3 separate regions of the Homo sapiens genome follow, and regions 2 and 3 are each linked to region 1. The links are chromatin loops, found by intact Hi-C in ENCODE. Cell type or tissue: PC-9. All regions are shown on one strand. Each heading gives the region's core, and the rest is flanking DNA. Links, peaks and the distances in the headings are about the cores only. Region 1 overlaps LINC00578 (long intergenic non-protein coding RNA 578). Region 2 overlaps LINC02015 (long intergenic non-protein coding RNA 2015). Region 3 overlaps LINC00578 (long intergenic non-protein coding RNA 578).

What was found. Hi-C counts contacts between places; a loop is a spot of excess contacts. Peaks named below come from ENCODE experiments on the same cell type or tissue, not always from the same donor. Only the 100,000 strongest peaks of a DNase experiment are listed, where the experiment ranks them.
Region 2: it touches region 1 in a loop (4-fold over the local background); 9 of 110 quality-filtered maps call a loop at or near these places.
Region 3: a loop joins it to region 1, with 6 times the contacts of the local background. A loop is called at or near these places in 2 of 110 quality-filtered maps.

Annotation. Positions count from the first base shown.
Region 1 is chr3:177,599,403-177,607,820 of GRCh38, reverse strand. All of the region lies in intron 2 of LINC00578 (long intergenic non-protein coding RNA 578), which reads right to left. Among named protein-coding and RNA genes, the nearest start is that of LINC00578, 160 kb to the right of the region's middle. RefSeq lists silencers at 697-897, 4,966-5,260. In PC-9, for the core only: no CTCF peak of the experiment used is centred there; DNase peaks (open chromatin) are centred at 4,990 and 6,540; H3K4me3 peaks cover 923 bases; H3K27ac peaks cover 4,356 bases.
Region 2 is chr3:177,820,054-177,828,471 of GRCh38, reverse strand. All of the region lies in intron 1 of LINC02015 (long intergenic non-protein coding RNA 2015), which reads right to left. Among named protein-coding and RNA genes, the nearest start is that of LINC02015, 7.4 kb to the right of the region's middle. RefSeq lists enhancers at 1,531-2,031, 2,032-2,532. In PC-9, for the core only: no CTCF peak of the experiment used is centred there; a DNase peak (open chromatin) is centred at 4,261; H3K27ac peaks cover 2,218 bases.
Region 3 is chr3:177,659,899-177,668,316 of GRCh38, reverse strand. All of the region lies in intron 3 of LINC00578 (long intergenic non-protein coding RNA 578), which reads right to left. Among named protein-coding and RNA genes, the nearest start is that of LINC02015, 150 kb to the left of the region's middle. RefSeq lists an enhancer at 1,905-2,443. In PC-9, for the core only: a CTCF peak has its summit at 3,668; no DNase peak of the experiment used is centred there.

The DNA.
Region 1 (8,418 bases), core at 2,121-7,120:
AGAGCAACCATGGCACAGATCATCTAAAGCAGCTGTTTAAACGCACGTATGGTATTTTTCAAGGACATCTGCTTCCTGGGTTTTTTCTTAGATTATTATTTCATTGTGTTTGCCTTTGGAGCCCAGGAACACATTAAGTGAGAAAGAATATAGTATTTTCCACTTGCTGCTCAGTCTCTCTCTCTCTCTCCCCCTGCCACCTCCTCTCCCTCTTTCAGTAAATGTCATTCAAAGCTAAGAATCTAGAAATTCTTCTTCAGCCTATCAGCTACCACAGCAGAAATCTCAATCTCTGTTGGTAAGACTTAAAATTTTCTCCTAAATTATGCTAATGAGACCATTTGCACAGTGATTTTTTTACAAAAGGAAACAGGCTTGTCCTGTGCTCTTTTCCTTGTGAGGAACCAGGTAAAGTAAGGCAAGCAAGTTTTCCTAAGTGTATAGAACAAAATGACAAACATGAGGGCTGTGGGAAAAGCAAAGGCTAACACGGAGCCAGAGAAGCTGATACCAGGCAGTTTAGCAGAGCACTAGGGCCAAACAGTAGAACTTCAATACAGAGCTGAACAGAAGTTGGAGCGGGGACCAAGATTAAAGCAGACAAAGAGATGACAGGAAGATTTCTAGAGGCAGGGCGCCAACTCACCTGGCTGATGAGGTCATCTTTTTTAAAAGGGCTAGGATGATGTGAACAAAGTCAAACTATGATTCAGGATAGCAAATAGGAAGCATTTCATGAAAGCTGTGTGAGAGTAGCAACAGGTCAAGCAAAGCATCTCGATGTGATCCGGGCATCACAGGAAACAGGAGTAGCTTTATCTCCATGGGGCTTAGTGTAAAGATGCTATCTGGCTCCTTTCTCAACCAGTTGCCTCAGCTGAGGCATCACAAAAATCAGCACAAGATACTCCAGGGGTACTCATTATCTTCAAGTCTCCTGATGAGTTAGATTTCCTCAGAACAAGTGAATGGAAATAAAACGTAAGACAATCCAGGATTCATAAAAGCTTCACCTTGGCAGAACTCCTGGGTGGTCTAATCTTCCAGGATTCTGATTTGCTGTGCTTTCCTTTGAAACTAAATAGAAACCTCCAACAGGCCCTTATTTCTGCTTCCGAAACATGTTGAAGTTTGTCAAGAGTTTAGCTTATATTTTGGACAAAATGGCATCACTTAAGTTAATGTTCTTTAGTAAATACTGATTAAAGATATGCTCAAGAGATTTGTATTTGTATTTTCTTTCTTCAGAAGAGAAAAATTTCTTCTAAAGATGAACACAAATTGTACAAGAAATATTTTCCATTAAACTATGTTGTGGTTCTTGGCCAGGCGCAGTGGCTCACACCTGTAATCCCAGCACTTTGGGAGGTTGAGGCAGGCGGATCATCTGAGGTCAGGAGTTCAAGACCAGCCTGGCCAACATGGTGAAACCCCATCTCTACTAAAAATACAAAAATTAGCTGGGCATGGTGGTGGGTGCCGGTAATTCCAGCTACTTGGGAGGCTGAGGCAGGAGAATCGCTTGAACCCGAGAGGAGGAGGTTGCAGTGAGCCAAAATGGCACCATTGCACTCCAGCCTGGGCGATAAGAGCGAGACTCCATCTCAAAAAATATATAAATAAAATAAACTATGTTGTGGTTCTTACTTTGTGAACTCCAGAGAAGTTAAATTCTTCTCCACCAAAACCCCAGTAAACAGTAGGCCAGGAACAATGCTTAACTGCTAATACAACGTTGAGGCACTATTAGCTAAACAACACTAACAGACCCAAGTCATAAAATTTTCCTACCAAACATTATATAGGAAATATTGTCATCTTTTCCTTTAATTGCATTCAACAGAGAGCTAATTCATCAATTGCATTAACAGGTATTTAATGACTTGGGAAGAACCTGAGTGATCTTAACACTGGTGGCATGAAAGCTGTGTTGAAACTATAAGTTGTTAGGTATCTCTGCAGCAGTAAATCAGTATATTTATTGGAGAAGAGCTTTGGGGAAGAGACATCCTTTCACTTTTTTTTTTTTTTTTTTCTCAAACCTGCTAATTCCAAACAGAACTTTAAATTCACAACTGGCACCTTCCATTTCCTTTAAGGAATTGGGCAATTACTATTTGTCTCAGTCCATTTGGGCTGCTCTAACAAAATACCTTAGACTGGGTACATTATAAACAACAGAAATTTATTCCTTACAGTTCTAGAGGCTGGGAAGTCCAAGATCAAGGTGCCAGCAGATTCAGGTCTGGTGGGGGCTCATTCCTCATAGATGGTGCCTGGTTGCTGTGTCCTCACATGGTAGAAGGGGCAAACGAGCTCCCTCAGTCCTCTTTTGTAAGGGCACTAATCCCATTCAAGAGGGCTCCATCCTCATGATCTAACCATTTCCCAGATGTTCCATCTCCCAACACTGGGGATTAAGTTTCAACATATGAATTTTGGAAAAACATGAACATTCAGATCATAGCACTATTGCAACCTGCAATTTTTAAACATGAGAATAGAGCTGATGCCTTTACAGAGAATGAAAGTGTTCCATGTCTTAACCTGGATAGTGGTCACATAAAGTTGGGATTCAGGCAAATAGCTAGATATATAGATAATCAATTAAATAACATGATGACATATAAGCCAAGTGCTAGGGAACTACAGATAACAAGAGCTGTGTTTAGAGAAGGAAGACAACCCTATCCGGGGACAAGTTAGGAGGAGGTTTTATAGGAGGTGAGATTTGAGCTGGCATTAAAAGGCAGGTAACACCCAGACAAGAAGAGAGAAGAGACCATTGCTCAAAGGAGACATTCACTGTGCCCAGAAGTATGGAGGGGAAATGACATAGGAGCCAGTACATATATATAGTAGACACAGGAAGCATATTTCCTTGACTTTCATTAAAATAGCACTTTATTTACATATTCTTCACTTTTATTAGGTCCCCATCCTTCAGCAAGCTAAGCTAAATTGTAGTATGTAACGATTTCAAGTCAATTATTCTGAAGAAATCTCTTTATTCATATGACCTGTCTTTTTTCTTTTTTTTTTTTTTTTTTTTTTGAGACAGAGCCTCCTTGCTCTGTCACCCAGGCTGGAGTGCAGTGGCGTGATCTTGGCTCACTGCAGCCTCCACCTCCCGGGTTCAAGCGATCCTCCTGCCTCGGCCTCCCGAGTAGCTGGGACTACAGATGCGCGCCCCCACGCCTGGCTGATTTTTGTATTTTTAGTAGAGACCAGGTTTCACCATGTTGGCCAGGATGGTCTCGATCTGCTGACCCCGTGATCCACCCGCCTCAGCCTCCCAATGTGCTGGGATTACAGGACCTGTCTTTTTTCATAAGGATTGCAAACAAAACAAACAACAAAAATCTCTGGTATTTGGAGCATCCCCTTGGAATTTCCATGACATGACCTTATCACGGGTAATCTCCCAGAATTGAGAATTTGCAGCACTCCTTTTTCAATGAACCTTAGACAATCATTTATTTTCCACTTAATCGGTTTAGTCCGTGGAGCCTGCACTTCACTAGAAAACCATTTGGGAGAAGGAGAGGTATTCATTCAAAATATCTTGGTTCATCGAGCCAATTAAGAATCAGAAAAGAGCCTGGGCATAGTGTCTCATGCCTTTAATCCCAGCACTTTGGGAGGCTGACGTGGGTGGACCACTTGAGGCCAGAAGTTCGAAACCAGCCTGGCCAACATGGTGTAACCCCATCTCTACTGAAAAAAAACAAAAAAAATCAGCCAGGCGTGGTAGAGCATGACTATAATCCCAGTCACTCAGGAGGCTGAGGCAGGAGAATCACTTGAACACAGGAGGCTGTGATTATTGTGAACTGAGTCTTGAAGCAGAGCAAGACTCCATCTCAAAAAAAAAAAAAAAATCAGAAAACATAGCCACCTTCATTCTCACTGTTGCTTTACAATCTTTTGTCTTAGGTTAAGTCAAATTTAAAGCGAGTCTCTGGTACGGGAGTGTGATATTCTTGTCTCTGTTTACTTCAAACATTGTTTAAACTACTCCTGTGGACTAAAATAACCTTAGCCAGCCCTACATTTGACTTCTAGGAGAGTTTATCATATTCTTCATGGAAAATTTCTTTTTTGTTTCAGTTATCATGGAAATGATAAGATCACGAAAGGAAGACTGAGCACCTGGAATGTAGTTGTAATGAGTGGAACTAAACTTCAAGTTTAGGTTAGTTGAACTAAGTTAAGTTTACACAGAAGAGAGAAGTTGCTGACAGCCAAGAAAAAAAACTATGTAAAATCAACCACTTCCCCACATGCATTTTGAAATGTAAATACATTTAACACCCAGAGAGGTGCAGGGGAATCTAGCTATTTTGGGCTATTCTGAGCAAGGACAGCTGTATGTTCTGAAACATATGGCTCCACATTTGTAAAAGGGAAAGGGGTGAGGCAAGAAACCACAGAATGGCATATTTGAGTTGGTCATTTTGAGATTCTTAGAAGTTCTGACATGAAAAAAATGACTCCCTAATACTCAGCATGACAAGTATCAGTCATTGGGGAACATTCTGTCAACTGGTATTTGAATTGGAACAAGTGGAGATAAGGTTCTTTCTACACAACAGGCCGGTTCAGTTCACCGTAATCAGCAGGACAATTCCTCCTTCCCATTTTGTCCCTGTTTATGTGCTTGGGTGAAGGGGTTATGGAAGGGAATGGATCACCCTTTGTATATCGCATGAGTTCTTTCAAGGTAGCTAGGAGCCAAAAGACTTGCTTTTCTGGTTTTCTCATTGTTTCCAGTGCCAACAAGGCTCCCTGGAACCTCCAAGCTATGACATGATTATGCTCATTATGAAGGGCAAATAGGACCAGCCCTCCAGACACTCCAACACCAAAACTATTTTTATTAAGGATTTTCTCCACTTACCTGGGAGTGGTTAGGTTTTGGAGCTTTTTGGAGGTATTTCCTCTCACATTCCTACCATCCTGGCATACAATTGTTGGACACCTGCCTATTTCACATCCTCCTTCCTCCTTTTCTTATCGCTCCCTGAGGTGCAGTTTACCCTCCCCTGCATCCCCCACCATCTGGACCAGAGTTTCTGCCTCTCTGAACCTAATTATTTCTCTTATTCTCTTGAACTACTGCTTCCCTTTTGCCTATGACTCATAACCTTTTATTAACAAACAAACAATTCTTTGCTCTTACAGTGTTCCCAGCTCAGTTTTTCTTTTCTGCATTCTGTTAAGTGCACACTGACAGGTGAATACCAAAGTATTTTATGTTACTACCCGCCCCAACACACACACACAAACACACACACACACACACACACACACACACTTAGTAAACCTTTTCTTAACCTCACTGGGGTCACCATGCAAGTGATATTTACAATGCCAGAGATTGAAGCCTGAAATACCCAGCTGAAAAATCTTTAAATTTCAGAAGGCAAATGAAAAGAGAAACATAAATGAGTAACACAACAATTTGACGATGAAGAAAACCAAAGAGGAAGAGAGCTCTGAATATAAAATGGCTAATATTAAAGAGTAAGAGTACATTTGAATGAGATAATAAGGGAAGGGAAAAATAGTTTCTCAAAAGGGGCAGATGTATTGTCCTGATTTCTAGATCATAACAGAGACCCAACAAAGGAGAGGGTATCAAGAATTCTTCATTTTGAGTTGTCCGTCAACCAAGGCATTCTGGTGGCAAATCACCTAATCTCTCCTTACGTCTCCACTTCAGTATCTATAAAACTATATGTAATAAATCTAAACTATGGACCATGTGTAGTCTAAGGAGTACCTGATTCAAGATTATTCAGGCTAATACTAATGCTCCAGGTTATTTCTGTTATGATTGATATTGTCAGAAAAGCCCAGAAAGGATTTAGAAATATTTGATGATGAGATGTGGAGCCAGGGAGGGATTGCAGAGGAGTCTTTGCATCTTTGACTTGGAGACTTCAAAAAAATACACTGAGGCTGGGCACAGTGGCTCACACCTGTAATCCCCACACTTCGGGAGGCAGAGGCAGGCAGATCACTTGAGGTCAGGAGTTTGAGACCAGCCTGGCCAACATGGCGAAACCCCGTCTCTACTAAAAGTACAAAAAAATTAACTGGGCATGGTGGTGCACGCCTGTAATCCCAGCTACTTGAGAAACTGAGGCATGAGAATTGCTTGAACCCGGGAGGCGGAGGTTGCCGTGAGCTGAGATCATGCCACTGCACTCCAGCCTGGGCAACAGAGCAAGACTCTGTTTAAAAATAATAATAATAATACTCTCAAAGGGACACCACCAGAGGATTGTATCAGCAGGATTTATTCTCAGAGTTGATTGATGGATTCCCTGTCTATCTGGGAGTGGTTAGGTTTTGCAGCTGTGTGGAAGTGTTTCCTCTTACATTGCTATTGTCCAGGCAGGTTCATTCTGAAAAGCAGCTTGCTGACAGGGGTGTGTGCTAGCTGCAATAGAGGAACAATGATTGTTAATTAAGAAGAGGACCCAATAACAAGAAATCACAAGCTCCTAGGTATCAAAAACTTGCCTGACTACTTATCTTAGCAATGCCTTTAGGCTCTTCAGCCAGTTCTGCCTGTCAGACCTCAGAGAGCTATTCTAATTGGTACAGAAAAGTTTGAGAAATGATGCCACAACAAAATGGCTACTATTTCCTAGAGAGAGTTGCAACATGAGGAATTATCATTTGAAAATTCATTCAAGGTTTTTGAGCAATTCATCTAAAGACATCTCTGGTGAAAAATGTGTCCACGTTTTCATAGGTGATATAATATGAAATACTTTTCATTTGTACAGTACTTTCAGTTTGTGTGTGACCCACATATATTCTCTTATTTGCTCCTCCTCTGCCCTCCTTCCACCCCAACAACACAATGAGGTTGGCACTATTATCCACAGTTTACAGATGATAAATCTGAAGCCCAGATACATTTGTTCATCTGGGCCCATGTCACAAAGTTCTTAAGAAACCTAGCTAGGACTTCTTCTCAGATTTTCTGTCTCCAACTTCGCTGTTCCTTCTTTTATCTTATTGCTGCTTAAGAAGATACAAATATATCAACTTAGAAAAAAATAAGAGTTAAGGAAAAAAATAAAAGTAAGGCAATGCATGTTTGGTGCTTGCATAAAATTCCTGATTTGTGATATTAAAAGTAAGCTGATTGATTTCTCCAAATTATGATGACTATTTCTAGACATAGGCTTGGTTTCTCAAAAAGGATTAGCTAATTCCACTAAAAAATTTCCTAAGCAAGTGTTTCATGAACATTTTTAGTCACTTGACGATCATTGATTGAACCAAACTCTGGTCACACTAGCCAATATATAAAAATATTATGAAAATGAATTGGATGGGGAGAGGAAAACACAACCATAGATTGACAAGACAAACACCAAATCTTTACAATACATAACACTGGGAGGTGGGATGATGGTTGATTTTGCTTCTTAGTTGGACTTTTCTGAATTTTTCAAATGACCTACAATAACTATGCATGACTTCTATAATTAGGAAGGAAGTTACACATTTTTATTTATTATAAGAATGCCATGTTAGATGAATGAACTACAAAATTGCAATTAAGACCAAGAAATCACAACAAAATACATTAGTAACAGAAGAAACCATCCTGAGACACCTCTCCCTGAATCTCTTGCAAATCATTAAGGGACCCCACCCTCCAGGTCATCATTAAAGGTAATTGTTCTAGAGGATTCTGAGGGAATAACAAAGTCTATACTTACTCCCTTCCCCAAACCAGGGCAAACAGCCAAATGTAAACATATTTTTAAATCTTGCTTTATTGTGTTGTTTATTCAAACTCAGTATTTTAGAAACGTATTCACTTGAGACAGAAATATAAGCAGCCTGGATGTCGGGGGGTTTGTTACAGGAGCACTGCCTGCCAGGAGGTGTGGAATCGTGAAGGGTGGTAGGTAGAGTAGGCACGGGGTGGTATGTAAGTTTGTGCAGGAAGGAAATAAAGAAGAGTATAGGCTTTGCCCAAATGTATGGTGTTTCTGAAGCCTTCCTAATGTCTAACCTATGAGGGCACACGCACGTGGAGCATCCCTGGACCCCCAACCCCACCCTTCCTTCCTCTTGCTCCATTCTTTCCCACACCCTTTCCACTTCTGCCCTTTGCTTGTATCACAGCTTCACTTGTCAAGGTTCTTATATGAAGATCTATTGTGTCATTTTAAAGATTTGTAAGGGCCCACATTGCTAAAACATAAAACGAACAAGAACTGACTTGTGTGCATAGAATAGGTCTCTTTCCTCAGAAAAGGAAGTGGCTTGGGAAAAAAAAATCCACAGGGTAGTTTCCAATATCACTACATTCTGGAAGTCGAGCTAGAGGAAGTAAGTTGGATGCTTACTTAATAGCCCTCACCAACAATGGTTTCTGGGACC
Region 2 (8,418 bases), core at 2,033-7,032, 220 kb before region 1:
TTGTTATTACTGAATCACAACTTTAATCACTCTATAGATTGTTCATAATTTTGCTCATGCTTAAAAGATAACTTTTGCTTTCCATTTAGTCATCTGGCCTTATTACTACACACTTCCAAGTTAGCTAGTGGCTAATGGGGAAAAAAGAGTGAGAAGATGAATAATTGTCTTCAAGACAATCTCTGTATTTTAAGAGCTGTGATATATAATAATATGATCAACACATACAGCACTTACTATGGGCCGGCACTGTACTAAGAACTTATCACCATTGAATCTTAACAACAACCGTAAAAGATGACACTGTCATTATCATTCCATATTAGAGATAAGCAAACTGAGGAACTCAGGCATTTGGTAACTTTCCCAAGATCACACCACAAGTACATGACAGAACCAGCATTGAAACCAAGGCTGGCTGGCTCCAGAGTTGTGCCCCTAACCACTTTGCTACACTGCCTCAACTATGCTGTCTCTTCCGAGTCCTTAACATTGAAATATTAGCTCCCAGCATTGTTCAAGAACTACTGCAAGTAATAAGAGGTAAATGGTGAACAGATGATCAGTTATGCCGCTGCAAGTAAAAGACAATTGCCCCCACAAATCCCACTGTTCTTAAGATGACATTTCCCAGCACTTACCCCTCCTAGCCAAAGCATTAATGGATGACGCTCTAATATAAACTTTGTGGATTTTAAGAAATCCAAATGCTATTTAAGTGAAAGGCATTGTGCAAAGGGGGAATTTTCTTTCACTCTCAGTGGCAAAGTTATTCATTGCCTCCTGCTATTAATGAGTCATCTGTTGCTTCAGTCAGTGCTGCCCAGGGCTTTATTTGCCATCTCTGTGTTTGAGCTTTGAAATGAGGTTATCGATTTATGATCAGTGTAACTCCTGGCTGACTCCTGGATGTTAAGATACAATAATAGAGGGTTTTGTGGAAAATCACCAGCTACACTTGAAGGCCGGATCTACATCTTGTTCATTTTTTTGTCACTCCAGCATCCGGCACATAATAAACACTCAATAAATATATGCTGGACGAGTGACTGGTTTCATAAATTACTCTATGGCTATAGACTTTAAGTTTATAATGGATAAAGACTGTACTTACCATCTTATATAGGGCTAACATTGAACAATACAGACATGATAAAGTGAATGAACTACTTAGAATTTTAAGAAAAATGGAAAGAAGGGTTTATGTGTTGCTGAAGTCATATGCTAGGAGACACATAAAAATAAAAGTTCTGCCAACTACAAAAATTTATTTTAAATCCTATGAATCCTGTTTCATAAGGAACCAGCTACTTCATAATTCATCAACTAGAGATTTAACTTTTGTTATTTCTTCAGTGACATAAAAGGATATTAAGCTTTCTCATATTCCCTATTTTAAATCTCCATCACCTTAAATATATAGTGACTCCCAGGTATAATAGGTATTGGAAAAATAAAAGACAATTATCTGGGAGATTACTTAAAAGATTTCTGTTCTTCTGTTTGACTGTAAAGGGCCAATTATGATGCCATTCACAGGAGATTTCACCATAAAAAGTGTGAATGAGGTGAGGGGAGACAGTCCCAACCAGCCTGGAACGGAAATCCAGGAATACCTGGCTTTGGCTTTAGAAGAAACTGCTGTCCATTATGGTGTTTCTATTCATCTGGTGATTTACATGGTAGATGAGGAATCTTCTAAAAAATTGCAAGATGTATTCCCAGTTGGGGATTAGATCTATGCGGGAACGAATAGGGGACTGGGAATGGCATGGAGAGAAAGCAACCAAGGTGCCAAGAGAATTTGGCTAAATCTCTGTGAGAAAGTGTTCTAGAGAGGACGGAGGTAGGCCTGACAAGCCAGTCTCAACCATAAGGCTGAGCAGGAGGAGCAAGAGGGGTCAGGAACACCAGCTGGTCCTGGTGCTGCCTCAGTGCCCCTGCCCCACGAGTGTCGTAGGCATGAGCTACGCCGTGCTCCCCAGTACCACCGAGGGGTCCACTTAACCGGGTGTAACTGCACAGCCAGGAAGCCCTTCCCTTCTCACTTCCCAAAGGACTGCCAGCTTGTGAGCCGTGAGCACTGAGCGCTTTGAAGCTCAGCTGCGAGGTCAGGTCTGCTCTTCAGCAAGGTGGAGGCTGGGGAAGCAGCAAGGGCACTGGTGAGGGGAGCCCTCAACTGGATCTGTGAAGGCACATAAAGTTACCACTTGGGGCCCACAGAAGCATCAGGGATGAACTTTGCAGGGATAGACATGCCTGTGTGAATGAGCTGAGCTTACAGCCAACAAAATGTTCTTTTATCGACTGCAAAATTCAGGTTTAACTCTAAATGTGAAATCACCTGAGCCCATATGCTGGGGAAATCTAAACACACTCAATTTATAAATTATCCTGTAAGAGAAAATAGAAATAAAATTATAAATTACTGTATATTTTTAGGCCAGGTATGGTGGCTCATGCCTGTAATCCCAGTGCTTTGAGAGTAAAAGTAGAGGGATCACTTGAGGCCAGGAGCTCAAGACCAGCCTGGGCAAAACAGTGAGACCCCATATCTTAAAAGAAAAAAAAAATTAGCTGGGGGTGGTGGCACATGCCTAGAGTCCCAGCTCCTCAGGAGGCTGAGGCAGGAAGATCGCTGGAGCCCAGGAGTTTGAGGCTGCTGTGAGCTGTGATCGTACTGCACTCCAGCCTGGGCGACAGAGCGAGACTCTGTCTCTAAAATAAATAATGAATATTAATAATTTTTTTTTTTTGAGACGGAGTATCTCTCTGTCACCCAGGCTGGAGTGCATTGGTGCAATCTTGGCTCACTGCAACCACCACCTCCCAGGTTCAAGCCATTCTCCTGCCTCAGCCTCCTGAGTAGCTGGGACTACAGGCATGTGCCCCCAGGCCTGGCTAATTTTTTGTATTTTTAGTAGAGATGGGGTTTCACCGTGTTAGCCAGGATGGTCTCGATCTCCTGACCTCGTGATCTCCCCGCCTCGGCCTCCCAAAGTGCTGGGATTACAGGTGTGAGCCACCGTGCCAGGACTAATAAATCTTTTTAAGATATAAATCACTATATGTTTTTGACTGGCATCATGCTTTATGGTTTCGTAAGCTTCTCATTTCTTTCTTACAACCACTCTGGCAAAAACAGTACAGGTATTATCCTCATCTAATAGCTGAGGAAACTGAGGCTCAGAGAGGCCAAGAGATTCGACGTCGATCCTACAGCTCATGTAAGGTGGGGGGCTAGTTGGGGTAAAGTTGAGACTGTCATTCCAATGGGGAAGTGCAGAGATGAACTCCTCCTAGCACAGATCACTCTCCAACGTCAATTGTGATGTTCTTTTCTTCTCTTTTGTTTTTTCTTCTCTTCTCCTTCTCCTATTTCTCCTCCTCCTTCTCTCCCCTGACAGACGCCAGGGATGTCCTGCCAGGAGCATAGTGATTCCTTGGAGGAGAAGATGGAGGAGAGAGATACAGAGGGGGAAGGATGACAAAAGGCAGAGAACAGAACAGGACTGGCAGCAGCGCTCCCCACCTCCTCTCCTCACTCTGTGCTCTTTAAAAACACTCCCTGATTCATTTTCTTTTTAAAATCTCATTTCACCAGAACGTGTAAACACAATTCACCAAATGCAGTCATGTACTTATTGAATAAAGAAAAGCCGTGGCAGCTTTCCTGGGGAAAAAAAAAAAAAAAAAAAAAAACACAGGGCAACAACCCATTCTCTGGCCAGCAGTAACAAGGACTTGGAAGTGTAAGACTTTTCAGTATTAAGTGGGCTTTTGGCATTTTTTCCTGTCCCCCACCCCCCTTTTCAGAATCTATTCCCATGTCTTCTCTATGTTCCTGCAGAAGCCAGTCCACCAAAACAATATACATGGCCTGGCAGGCAGCCTGACAGGCATCACACATGATCTCAGTCTGCCCCCAGCACTCTCACATCAGGGCTGGATGAATCCAGTGAGGGAAATGCCTTCTAGCTGATATTTCTGTCTTAGGAAAAAAACAGAGAAAATGAAGATCGCCAGGACAGATAGGTTGGAAGAGAAAGCTTGGCTCCCAACTACTGCAGTGAAAGGCTTACACTGGGGTCAAGCAGAGTCCTTTTAGTTTCTGAACAATAGAAAATGTTGTCCCCATTCTAGTGCTCCCTGATCAGGCCGAGGCCACCTGCCCCTCCTCCCACAGCGCATGTGATTGCACCCACCCCGTAATAAAGGTCAGAGGAGTTGGTTGCATAAGCCTGATTAAACAGTTTGGACAAGCACCATGAGCTTTGGGGAATGAATCAGAGCTAGCCTTTGCCACTGTTCTTCAGCAAATTCCATTCCTCAGAGATTTATGGAGTGCCTGCTACCTGCAAGGTGCTATACTGTAAATTAAAATTTTAAAGGAATTCTTGCAACCTCGATTGCCTTTGATGGATAACCCCTGGGCAGGTTGAGTTACTCTTGTTATCAAATGATGAACTGAGGCCCAGAGAGGTTCTGTAACAGTGATGAGGTACAGGAGTCTCTGAACCTGTGAGAAGAAATGCGTTGCAGCCCTGGCTTTCAGCAGGCCAGTGTAGGAGCTGTGCAAGTCTTTCAACCACTTAGCCCTCAGTTCTTCAGCTATAAATAGGAGGGTTGGTCGGGTGCAGGGACTCGCACCTGTAATCCCAGCACTTTGCGAGGCCGAGGGGGGCCAATCACCTGAGGCTGGGAGTTCGAGACCAGTCTCGCCAACATGGAGAAACCCTGTCTCTACTAAAAATACAAAATTAGCCGGGCATGATGGTGCATGCCTGTAATCCCAACTACTCGGGGGCTGAGGCAGGAGAATCACTTGAACCTGGGAGGCGGAGGTTGCAGTGAGCCAAGATCATGCCATTGCACTCCAGCCTGGGCAACAAGAGTGAAATTCTATCTCAAAAAGAAAAAAAAAAAGGGAGAGAGAAGAAGGTTGAGCAAATTGTCTCTACAAAGATGTCTTATAGTTTGTTTTTATCTTTTGTAGCTAATATTTATTGAGTACCTATTATGTGAAGTGAGTACCCATTTACACATATTGATATTTTTAACATTCTATGATTTCTAAAGATCCCATATATTTAAAGCAATACTATATAAATTGTATGAGGAAACTTATTTACATAGAAGAAATAAGGGAAAAGTGAGCAGTACTTTCTTTCATTTCTCAACTGGTGTTTCTTTAAGCCAAAATTTTGTCTCACCTCACCCTTCACTTTTAGTTTTATAGGGAATTTGGTGTCTGAGCCAGAACATCAAGACTTGTAGCGTAATTTTTTGTTGTTATTTTTGGTTTTAATGTAAAGAATAGTTGCAGAGAGAAGACAGTTTCGGGTCCATCCTAGGAGTGAGTTATACAAGCTTTCAACAAGTACAAACCAAACATTCACCCTTTTAAAATTCCATTGTAAACAGGCTTTATGATGTATATATTGTTTTCAGCTGTTACTGTGCATGTCTATTGCAGTTTGCATTTGGAAAGTATTTTTATAATTATTTTGCTGACTCTGGTGATAACCTTCTAAATTAAGATTCAGCCTCAGTAATGGATGTTTTGACCCCACTTGCCAAGTCCACAAGCAGGAAATGAGTGAAGACCTCTGGTTGGAAAAGAACCTTTCTGTGTGTTTCTGGCAAGTAAACTGTCATCACATTTAATTGAGATTTGAGAAATGGGTAGCAAAACAGCAGTGAATGATGGCATTTGCAAATTAGTTGAAGCCAAGTGAATTTTTGCCTAGAGTGTTCCGACTGAAAAAATAAATATAAGGAAAATCGATGTTAGCAGAGAGAATCTTTCTTGTTTCCCTACTGATTTTCCATGAAGTAAAGTGCACATATTTGATTCAGCTTAGAAATCACTATCTTTTTTTTTTTTTTTTTGGCCCCCTTTAAGGGAATCTGTAAAATTTCAGATGAGATGTTGTAGTGGAAACAATCTTTGAACTTACTGTACTGATCAAATTAATGACTCAACCTGTATCTTCCCCTACTCAGCCCCTAATATAGATTTTTCTTTTCCAAGGAATGATTTCAAATGTTTCTAAAGAGTGAAAAAAAAGCTTTTCAATTTTCCTCCCTTTCCACTGTGATACGGACTAAATCATCAATATCTATTTCTGCCAGTAATTCACACTCACGGTTATCAATGAGCTTATGCCAAGCTCTGTTCTCAGCACATTCTTGTTGTGCTGTTATAAAATTTAAGTATGTGAGGTCAGTGCAAAAGTAACAAACAGTGAAAGAATGTTACCTAACAAATGCTTTATTCTAAACATAATCATCTATAATATATATGTCTAGAAATCTGTAATAAGACAGTTCTGTCTATCCCCAGTGCAAATGTTTAGATTAGTTAGATTTTTAGAAAATTTGCCATATAGTTAATATTAATCTTTGATTATATTAATATTAATATAGTTAATGTTTGAGAGAACATTTCATATTTTCCAGATAACTCAGTAATGTTTTGGCTTTATAATTACTTTAAATCAGCCATATGGAAAGATGATTAAGAACCTGTTTGTCTTTTCACATTTACATATACATACAGAATATGTATACATATATAAAAGTTAAAATTTTCTCTGATCATTCTCTAGATCAGTAAGTTACAGTAAATATTAAGCTTCACAAAGTAATGGGATTTTTTTCTATATCTAATTTGTTCTCGAGTCCAATGATAAATAAGGAAAGAGATGATAATCCTTGTCATAAAGGACAATTGATCTTTTCTTCTTTCTTTTTTTCTTTTTCTGAGACAGAGTCTCGCTCTGTTGCCCAGGCTGGAGTGCAGTGGTGCGATCTCAGCTCACTGCAAGCTCCGCCTTCCAGGTTCACGCCATTCTCCTGCCTCAGCCTCCCGAGTAGCTGGGACTACAGGCGCCCACCACCACGCCTGGCTAATTGTTTTTTTTGTTTTTGTTTTTGTTTTTGTTTTTGTATTTTTTAGTAGAGGCGGGGTTTCACCATATTAGCCAGGATGGTCTCAATCTCCTGACCTCGTGATCCACCCGCCTCGGCCTCCCAAAGTGCTGGGATTACAGGCGTGAGCCACCACGCCCGGCCTCTTCTTTCTTTCTTTCATCTTTCTAGCTTTCTTTCTTCTTTTCAAGGTCTGTGGCTAGATACTAGAATTTTAGAATCAACATTTCCACTATGATTCTATTTAACTTTCCAGCTTTTACACTGGATAAGTCTCTTTATAAAATCAAAGGTGTTCTCATTTAAAATTAAGTTTATTTCCAATGCTGACATAAAAGGTCTCACAATTTTCATTGCTATTTTCAGCCATGGAGCTGCAATAAACCCTTCTAAGTTTGTGTGCATAACAGGTATGGAATATAGTCATCTCCCCTACCATGAACAAAACAGGAAAAGAAAAAAGGGTTTCAGGAAAAAAAAAAAAAGAAACATGTCTCATTTTTAGAGGTCAAAAGTCATTTTCATCCCCTGAAAATGCTTTGAAAGTGGTCCAGACCTCAAATTACCATAATTTTCACCTACCCCTATGTAAGAAAAGGGAAGTAAAAGCAAAAGGAATCATAAACATCTCGGTGCAGGACGTTCTTACTTTCTGTAGAATCTTTGTGGTTTCCAATCCCTGCATGACTTCCCAGCACTTCTGCATCACTCTTCCCCTTATTCTTCTCTAATATGTTTCACATTGATTTTTTTTTTCAATTCTCTGCTGACTGCACATTCTGAAAATGCTTTGACCTTAAAGTCAAGATCAAGTTTGCATTCCTGGAGTAAACAAGAAAGAAAGATGGAGAAGAGAACTTAAAAGAAAACCATTTGACCAAGAAAAACTATGGAGCAAAATATGTATCCTAAGAAAAGGGAGAAAACAGTGTCTTTCTTCTGAGGTTTCTCTTTTTTTCTAAATTTGGCATTCAAGGTGAAGAATATTAATATAAACTACCAATGAAAGAAGAGAAAATTTTCCTCAAGTACTATTTGTATGGAGACTAGTCTGGCATTAACCATTGCTATCACCATGTAGAATAACAGATCTGTTAGAATGAAACTTCTAACCATACTGTTATACTCAGGTAGTGTACTGGAAAAGCAAGAACCATACATTACGGCTCCAAGAAAAATAGAAACAAATTAATGCTGGAAAAATATGTGTAAAAACCCACAAGTTTGAATAATCTTCTAAAATTGTTTTAGGTTTTATAAAGACTTTATCTCTGTCTCAGGGCCCAGCTACAGTAAACTGACAGTTAACTGCTTAAAAAGAAAGTACATCTTGAAACGTTCATAACTTTTCATTTATAACAAAGGCAGAAAAACAATCACATTTATAAGAAGATATTTTTTCTTTTTATATCCTACTCTGAAGCAAAATTCTGACACAACTAGCAGAAGGTACTTTAAGACTCCAATGTGACACATTAAATGTGG
Region 3 (8,418 bases), core at 1,576-6,575, 61 kb before region 1:
TATTCCTTTGCACCCTTCATCCCAGCCTCTCTTTGCTTTCACTTAGACTACCCTGACACCCATCAAGCTCAGCAAATTACCTGGGCTGTACTGCCACAAGGCTTCACAGACAGCCCCCATTACTTCAGTGAGGCCCAAATTTCATCCTCATCTGTTACCTATCTCGGCATAATTCTCATAAAAACACACATGCTTTCCCTGCTGATCGTGTCCAATTAATCTCCCAAACCTCAATCCCTTACAAAACAACAACTCCTTTCCTTCCTAGGCATGGTTAGTGCAGTCAGAATTCTTACACAAGAGCCAGGACCACACCCTGTAACCTTTCTGTCCAAACAACTTGACCTTACTGTTTTAGCCTAGCCCTCATGTCTGCGTGCAGTGGCTGCCACTGCTTTAATACTTTTAAAGGCCCTAAAAATCACAAACTATACTCAACTCACTCTCCACATTTCTCATAACTTCCAAAATCTATTTTCTTCCTCATACCTGACGCATATACTTTCTGCTCCCCAGCTCCTTCAGCTGTACTCACTCTTTGTTAAGTCCCACAATTAACATTGTTCTTGGCCCGGACCTCAATCTGGCCTCCCACATTATTCCTGATACCACACCTGACCCCCATGACTGTATCTCTCTGATCCACCTGACATTCACCCCATTTCCCCATATTTCCTTCTTTCCTGTTCCTCACCCTGATCACGCTTGATTTATTGATGGCAGTTCCACCAGGCCTAATCGCCACACACCAGCAAAGGCAGGCTATGCTATAGTACAAGCCACTAGCCCGCCTCTTAGAACCTCTCATTGCCTTTCCATCATGGAAATCTATCCTCAAGGAAATAACTTCTCAGTGTTCCATCTGCTATTCTACTACTCCTCAGGGATTATTCAGGCCCCCTCCCTTCCCTACACATCAAGCTTGAAGATTTGCCCCCATCCAGGACTGGCAAATTAGCTTTACTCAACATGCCCCGAGTCAGATAACTAAAATACCTCTTAGTCTAAGTAGACACTTTCACTAGATAAGTAGAGGCCTTTCCTACAGGGTCTGAGAAGGCCACCACAGTCATTTCTTCCCTTCTGTCAGACATAATTCCTCATTTTAGCCTTCCCACCTCTATACAGTCTGATAACAGACCAGCCTTTATTAGTCAAATCAGCCAAGCAGTTTTTCAGGCTCTTAGTATTCAGTGAAACCTTTATATCCCTTACAGTCCTCAGTCTTCAGGAAAAGTAGAACAGACTAATGGTCTTTTAAAAACACACCTCACCAAGCTCAGCCACCAGCTTAAAAAGGACTGGACAATACTTTAACCACTTTCGCTTCTCAGAATTCAGGCCTGTCCTCGGAATGCTACAAGGTACAGCCCAGTTAAGCTCCTGTATAGACGCTCCTTTTTATTAGGCCCCAGTCTCATTCCAGACACCAGACCAACTTAGACTGTGCCCCAAAAAACTTGTCATCCCTACTATCTTCTGTCTAGTCATACTCCTATTCACCGTTCTCAACTACTCATACATGCCCTGCTCTTGTTTACACTGCCAGTTTACACTGTTTCTCCAAGCCATCACAGCTGATATCTCCTGGTGCTATCCCCAAACCGCCACTCTAAACTCTTGAGGTAAATAAATAATCTTTGCTGGCAGGACTATGCTGAACCTCCTTAGGCACTCTCCAATCAGATGTCCTGGGTCCTCCCAATTCTTAGACCTTTTATACCTGTTTTTCTCTTTCTCTTATTCCATTTAGTTTTTCAATTCATATAAAACCGTATCCAGGCCATCACCAATCATTCTACACAACAAATGTTTCTTCTAACAACCCCACAATATCACCCCTTACCACAAAATCTTCCTTCAGCTTAATCTCTCCCACCCCAGGTTCCCACGCCGCCCCTAATCCCGCTCAAAGCAGCCCTGAGAAACATCGCCCATTCTCTCTCTCCATACCACCCCCCAAAAATTTTTACCGCCCCAATACTTCAACACTATTTTGTTTTATTTTTCTTATTAATATAAGAAGGCAGGAATGTCAGGCCTCTGAGCCCAAGCCAAGCCATTGCATCCCCTGTGACTTGCATGTATACGCCCAGATGGCCTGAAGTAACTGAAGAATCACAAAAGAAGTGAAAATGCCCTGCCCCACCTTAAATGATGACATTCCACCACAAAAGAAGTGAAAATGGCCGGTCCTTGCCTTAAGTGATGACATTACCTTGTGAAAGTCCTTTTCCTGGCTCATCCTGGCTCAAAAAGCTCCCCCACTGAGCACCCTGCGACCCCCACTCCTGCCCGCCAGAGGACAAACCCCCTTTGACTGTAATTTTCCTTTACCTGCCCAAATCTTATAAAACGGCCCCACCCCATCTCCCTTCGCTCACTCTCTTTTCGGACTCAGCCCGCCTGCACCCAGGTGAAACAAACAGCCATGTTGCTCACACAAATCCTGTTTGGTGGTCTCTTCACACGGACGTACATGAAATCTTCCTTCTTCATATTGAGATTCTCACCAACACCACCACCCTAAAAAAAGTTCCTGAGTTCAATACTTCCTTGACCCTTCCTCTTGGAGTGTATGAGAGGAGGAATCAGAGCTCTCCCTGGATATGGAAGTATGTGCAATAAATTCATTTTTAAAGTATGCTCAAAGTTTTGCTGGGAATACACTAGAGAACAGGAGAAAGCGCTTACTTCATTCAGCCTTAAGGTTAAAGAAGGTTTCTTGGAAGTGGAGCCATTTGAGCTATTTACATTCCATGAGAACCACAAAGTGTGCCCTTCAGAAGAACTCTGTACTTAAAACATGATGAGAAAGGCAATGAGAAAGACAACTTCATGCTTTTCCCCATAAAAAAAAAAAAAGAAAGAAAAAACAAACAGCAACAACAAAATTGTCACAGATATCAAAGACTATTTCCTGGCAACATAATCCTGAACTTATTTAAAATGCTGGTAGCTTATTCAACAGTTCAAGAATAAGAAAAGAGGGTTGCACAAGATGGCCGAATAGGAACAGCTCCGATCTACAGCTCCCAGCATGAGTGACGCAGAAGACGGGTATTTATGCATTTCCAACTGAGTTACCAGGTTCATCTCACTGGGGAGTGCCAGACAGTAGGTGCAGGACAGTGGGTGCAGTTCACCGTGCATGAGCCGATGCAGGGCGAGGCATCACCTCACCTGGGAAGCGCAAGGGGTCAGGGAATTCCCTTTCTTAGTCAAAGAAAGCGGTGACAGACAGCACCTAGAATCGGTTCACTCCCACCCTAATATTGCGCTTTTCCAACTGGCTTAAAAAACGGCACACCAGGGGATTATATCCCGCACCTGGCTGGGAGGATCCTACGCCCACAGAGTCTCACTCATTGCTAGCACAGCAGTCCGAGATCAAACTGCAAGGCGGCAGCGAGGCTGGGGGAGGGGCGCCTGCCATTGCCGAGTTAGTTGTTTGATTAGGTAAACAAAGCGGCCGGGAAGCTCAAACTGGGTGGAGCCCACCACAGCTCAAGGAGGCCTGCCTGCCTCTGTAGGCTCCACCTCTGGGGGCAGGGCACAGACAAAAAGACAGCAATAACCTCTGCAGACTTAAATGTCCCTCTCTGACAGCTTTGAAGAGAGTAGTGGTTCTCCCAGCACGCAGCTTCAGATCTGAGAACGGGCAGACTGCCTCCTCAAGTGGGTCCCTGACCCCCAAGTAGCCTAACTGGGAGGCACCCCCCAGTAGGGGGCGGACTGACACCTCACATGGCCAGGTACTCCTCTGAGACAAAACTTCCAGAGGAACGATTAGGCAGCAGCATCTGTGGTTCACCAATATCCACTGTTCTGCAGCCACTGCTGCTGATACCCAGAGCAGAAAAACTGGAAACTCTAAAAATCAGAGTGCCTTTCCTCCTCCAAAGGAATGCAGCTCCTCACCAGCAATGGAACAAAGCTGGATGGAGAATGACTTTGACAAGTTGAGAGAAGAAGGCTTCAGACGATCAAACTACTCCTAGCTACAGGAGGAAATTCGAACCAATAGCAAAGAAGTTAAAAGCTTTGAAAAAAAATTAGACAAATGGATAACTAGAATAACCAATGCAGAGAAGTCCTTAAAGGACCTGATGGAGCTGAAAACCAAGGCACGAGAGCTATGTGACGAATGCAGAAGCCTCAGTAGCCAATGCGATCAACTGGAAGAAAGGTTATCAGTGATGGAAGATGAAATGAATGAAATGAAGCAAGCAGAGAAGTTTAGAGAAAAAAAGAATAAAAAGAAACGAAAAAAGCCTCCAAGAAATATGGGACTATGTGAAAAGACAAAATCTACGTCTGATTAGTGTACCTGAAAGTGACGAGGAGAATGGAACCAAGTTGGTAAACACTCTGCAGGATATTGTCCAGGAGAACTTCACCAATCTAGCAAGGCAGACCAACATTCAAATTCAGGAAATACAGAGAACGCCACAAAGATACTCTTGAGAAGAGCAACTCCAAGACACATAATTGTCAGATTCACCAAAGTTGAAATGAAGGAAAAAATGTTAAGGGCAGCCAGAGAGAAAGGTCAGGTTACCCACAAAGGGAAGCCCATCAGACTAACAGCTGATATCTCTGCAGAAACTCTACAAGCCAAAAGAGAGTGGGAGCCAATATTCAACATTCTTAAAGAAAAGAATTTTCAACCCAGAATCTCATATCCAGCCAAACTAAGCTTCATAAGTGAAGGAGAAATAAAATACTTTACAGACAAGCAAATGCTGAGAGATTTTGCCACCACCAGGCCTGCCCTAAAAGAGCTCCTGAAGGAAGCACTAAACATGGAAAGGAACAACTGGTACCAGCCACTGCAAAAACATGCCAAATTGTAAAGACCATCAAGGCTAGGAAGAAACTGCATCAACTATTGAGCAAAATAACCAGATAACATCATAATGACAGGATCAAATTCACACATAACAATATTAGCTTTAAATGTAAATGGGCTAAATGCTCCAATTAAAAGACACAGACTGGCAAATTGGATAAAGAGTCAAGACCCATTAGCGTGCTGTATTCAGGAAACCCATCTCACATGCAGAGACACACATAGGCTCAAAATAAAGGGATGGTGGAAGATCTACCAAGCAAATGGAAAACAAAAAAAGGCAGGGGTTGCAATCCTAGTCTCTGATAAAACAGACTTTAAACCAACAAAGATCAAAAGAGACAAAGAAGGCCATTACATAATGGTAAAGGAATCAATTCAACAAGAAGAGCTAACTATCCTAAATATATATGCACCCAATACAGGAGCACCCAGATTCATAAAGCAAGTTCTGAGTGACCTACAAAGAGACTTAGACTCCCACACAACAATAATGGGAGACTTTAACACCCCACTGTCAACATTAGACAGATCAACGAGACAGAAAGTTAACAAGGATACCCAGGAATTGAACTCAGCCCTGCACCAAGTGGACCTAATAGACATCTACAGAACTCTTCACCCCAAATCAACAGAATATACATTTTTTTCAGCACCACACCACACCTACTCCAAAATTGACCACATAGTTGGAAGTAAAGCACTCCTCAGCAAATGTAAAAGAACAGACATTATAACAAACTGTCTCTCACACCACAGTGCAATCAAACTAGAACTCAGGATTAAGAAACTCACTCAAAACCGCTCAACTACATGGAAACTGAACAACCTGCTCCTGAATGACTACTGGGTAAATAATGAAATGAAGGCAGAAATAAAGATGTTCTTTGAAACCAACGAGAACAAAGACATAACATACCAGAATCTCTGGGACACATTCAAAGCAGTGTGTAGAGGGAAATTTATAGCACTAAATGCCCACAAGAGAAAGCAGGAAAGATCTAAAATTGACACCCTAACATCACAATTAAAAGAGCTAGAAAAGCAAGAGCAAACACATTCAAAAGCTAGCAGAAGGCAAGAAATAACTAAAATCAGAGCAGAACTGAAGGAAATAGAGACACAAAAAACCCTTCAAAAGATTAATGAATCCAGGAGCTGGTTTTTTGAAAAGATCAACAAAATTGATAGACCGCTAGCAAGACTAATAAAGAAGAAAAGAATCAAATAGACGCAATAAAAAATGATAAAGGAGATATCACCACCGATCCTACAGAAATACAAATTAACATCAGCGAATACTATAAACAGCTCTACGCAAATAAACTAGAAAATCTAGAAGAAATGGATAAATTCCTCGACACATACATCCTCCCAAGACTAAACCAGAAAAAAGTTGAATCTCTGAATAGACCAATAACAGGCTCTGAAATTGAGGCAATAATCAATAGCTTACCAACCAAAAAAGTCCCGGACCAGATGGATTCACAGCCGAATTCTACCAGAGGTACAAACAGGAGCTGGTACCATTCCTTCTGAAACAATTCCAATGAATAGAAAAAGAAGGAATCCTCCCTAACTCATTTTATGAGGCCAGCATCATCCTAATACCAAAGCCTGGCAGAGACACAACCAAAAAAGAGAATTTTAGACCAATATCCTTGATGAACATCAGTGCAAAAATCCTCAATAAAATACTGGCAAACCAAATCCAGCAGCACATCAAAAACTTTATCCATCATGATCAAGTGGGCTTCATCCCTGGGATGCAAGGCTGGTTCAACATATGCAAATCAATAAATGTAATCCAGCATATAAACAGAACCAAAGACAAAAACCACATGATTATCTCAATAGATGCAGAAAAGGCCTTTGAAAAAATTCAACAACCCTTCATGCTAAACACTCTCAATAAATTAGGTATTGATGGGACATATCTCAAAATAATAAGAGCTATCTATGACAAACCCACAGCCAATATCATACTGAATGGACAAAAACTGGAAGCATTCCCTTTGAAAACTCGCACAAGACAGGGATGCCCTCTCTCACCACTCCTATTCAACATAGTGTTGGAAGTTCTGGCCAGGGCGATCAGGCAGGAGAAGGAAATAAAGGGCATTCAATTAGGAAAAGAGGAAGTCAAATTGTCCCTGTTTGCAGATGACATGATTGTATATCTAGAAAACCCCATTGTCTCAGCACAAAATCTCCTTAAGCTGATAAGCAACTTCAGCAAAGTCTCAGGATACAAAATCAATGTAAAAAATCACAAGCATTCTTATACACCAATAACAGACAAACAGAGAGCCAAATCATGAGTGAACTCCCATTCACAATTGCTTCAAAGAGAATAAAATACCTAGGAATCCAACTTACAAGGGATGTGAAGGACCTCTTCAAGGAGAACTACAAACCTCTGCTCAATGAAATAAAAGAGGATACAAACAAATGGAAGAACATTCCATGCTCATGGGTAGGAAGAATCAATATCGTGAAAATGGCCATACTGCCCAAGGTAATTTATAGATTCAATGCCATCCCCATCAAGTTACCAATGACTTTCTTCACAGAATTGGAAAAAACTACTTTAAAGTTCATATGGAACCAAAAAAAGAGCCCACATCGCCAAGTCAATCCTAAGCCAAAAGAACAAAGCTGGAGGCATCATGCTACCTGACTTCAAACTATACTACAAGGCTACAGTAACCAAAACAGCATGGTACTGGTACCAAAACAGAGATATAGACCAATGGAACAGAACAGAGCCCTCAGAAATAATGCCGCATATCTACAACTATCTGATCTTTGACAAACTTGACAAAAACAAGCAATGGGGAAAGGATTCCCTATTTAATAAATGGTGCTGGGAAAACTGGCTAGCCATATGTAGAAAGCTGAAACTGGATCCCTTCCTTACAACTTATACAAAAATTAATTCCAGATGGATTAAAGACTTACATGTTAGACCTAAAACCACAAAAACCCTAGAAGAAAACCTAGGCAATACCATTCAGGACATAGGCATGGGCAAGGACTTCATGTCTAAAACACCAAAAGCAATGGCAACAAAAGCCAAAATAGACAAATGGGATCTAATTAAACTAAAGAGCTTCTGCACAGCAAAAGAAACTACCATCAGAGTGAACAGGCAACCTACAGAATGGGAGAAAATTTTTGCAACCTACTCATCTGACAAAGGGCTAATATCCAGAATCTACAATGAACTCAAACAAATTTACAAGAAAAAAACAAACAACCCCATCAAAAAGTGGGCAAAGGATATGAACAGACACTTCTCAAAAGAAGACATTTATGCAGCCAAAAAACACATGAAAAAATGCTCATCATCACTGGCCATCAGAGAAATGCAAATCAAAACCACAATGAGATACCATCTCACACCAGTTAGAATGGCAATCATTAAAAAGTCAGGAAACAACAGGTGCTGGAGAGGATGTGGAGAAATAGGAGCACTTTTACACTATTGGTGGGACTGTAAAGTAGTTCAACCATTGTGGAAGTCAGTGTGGCGATTCCTCAGGGATCTAGAACTAGAAATACCA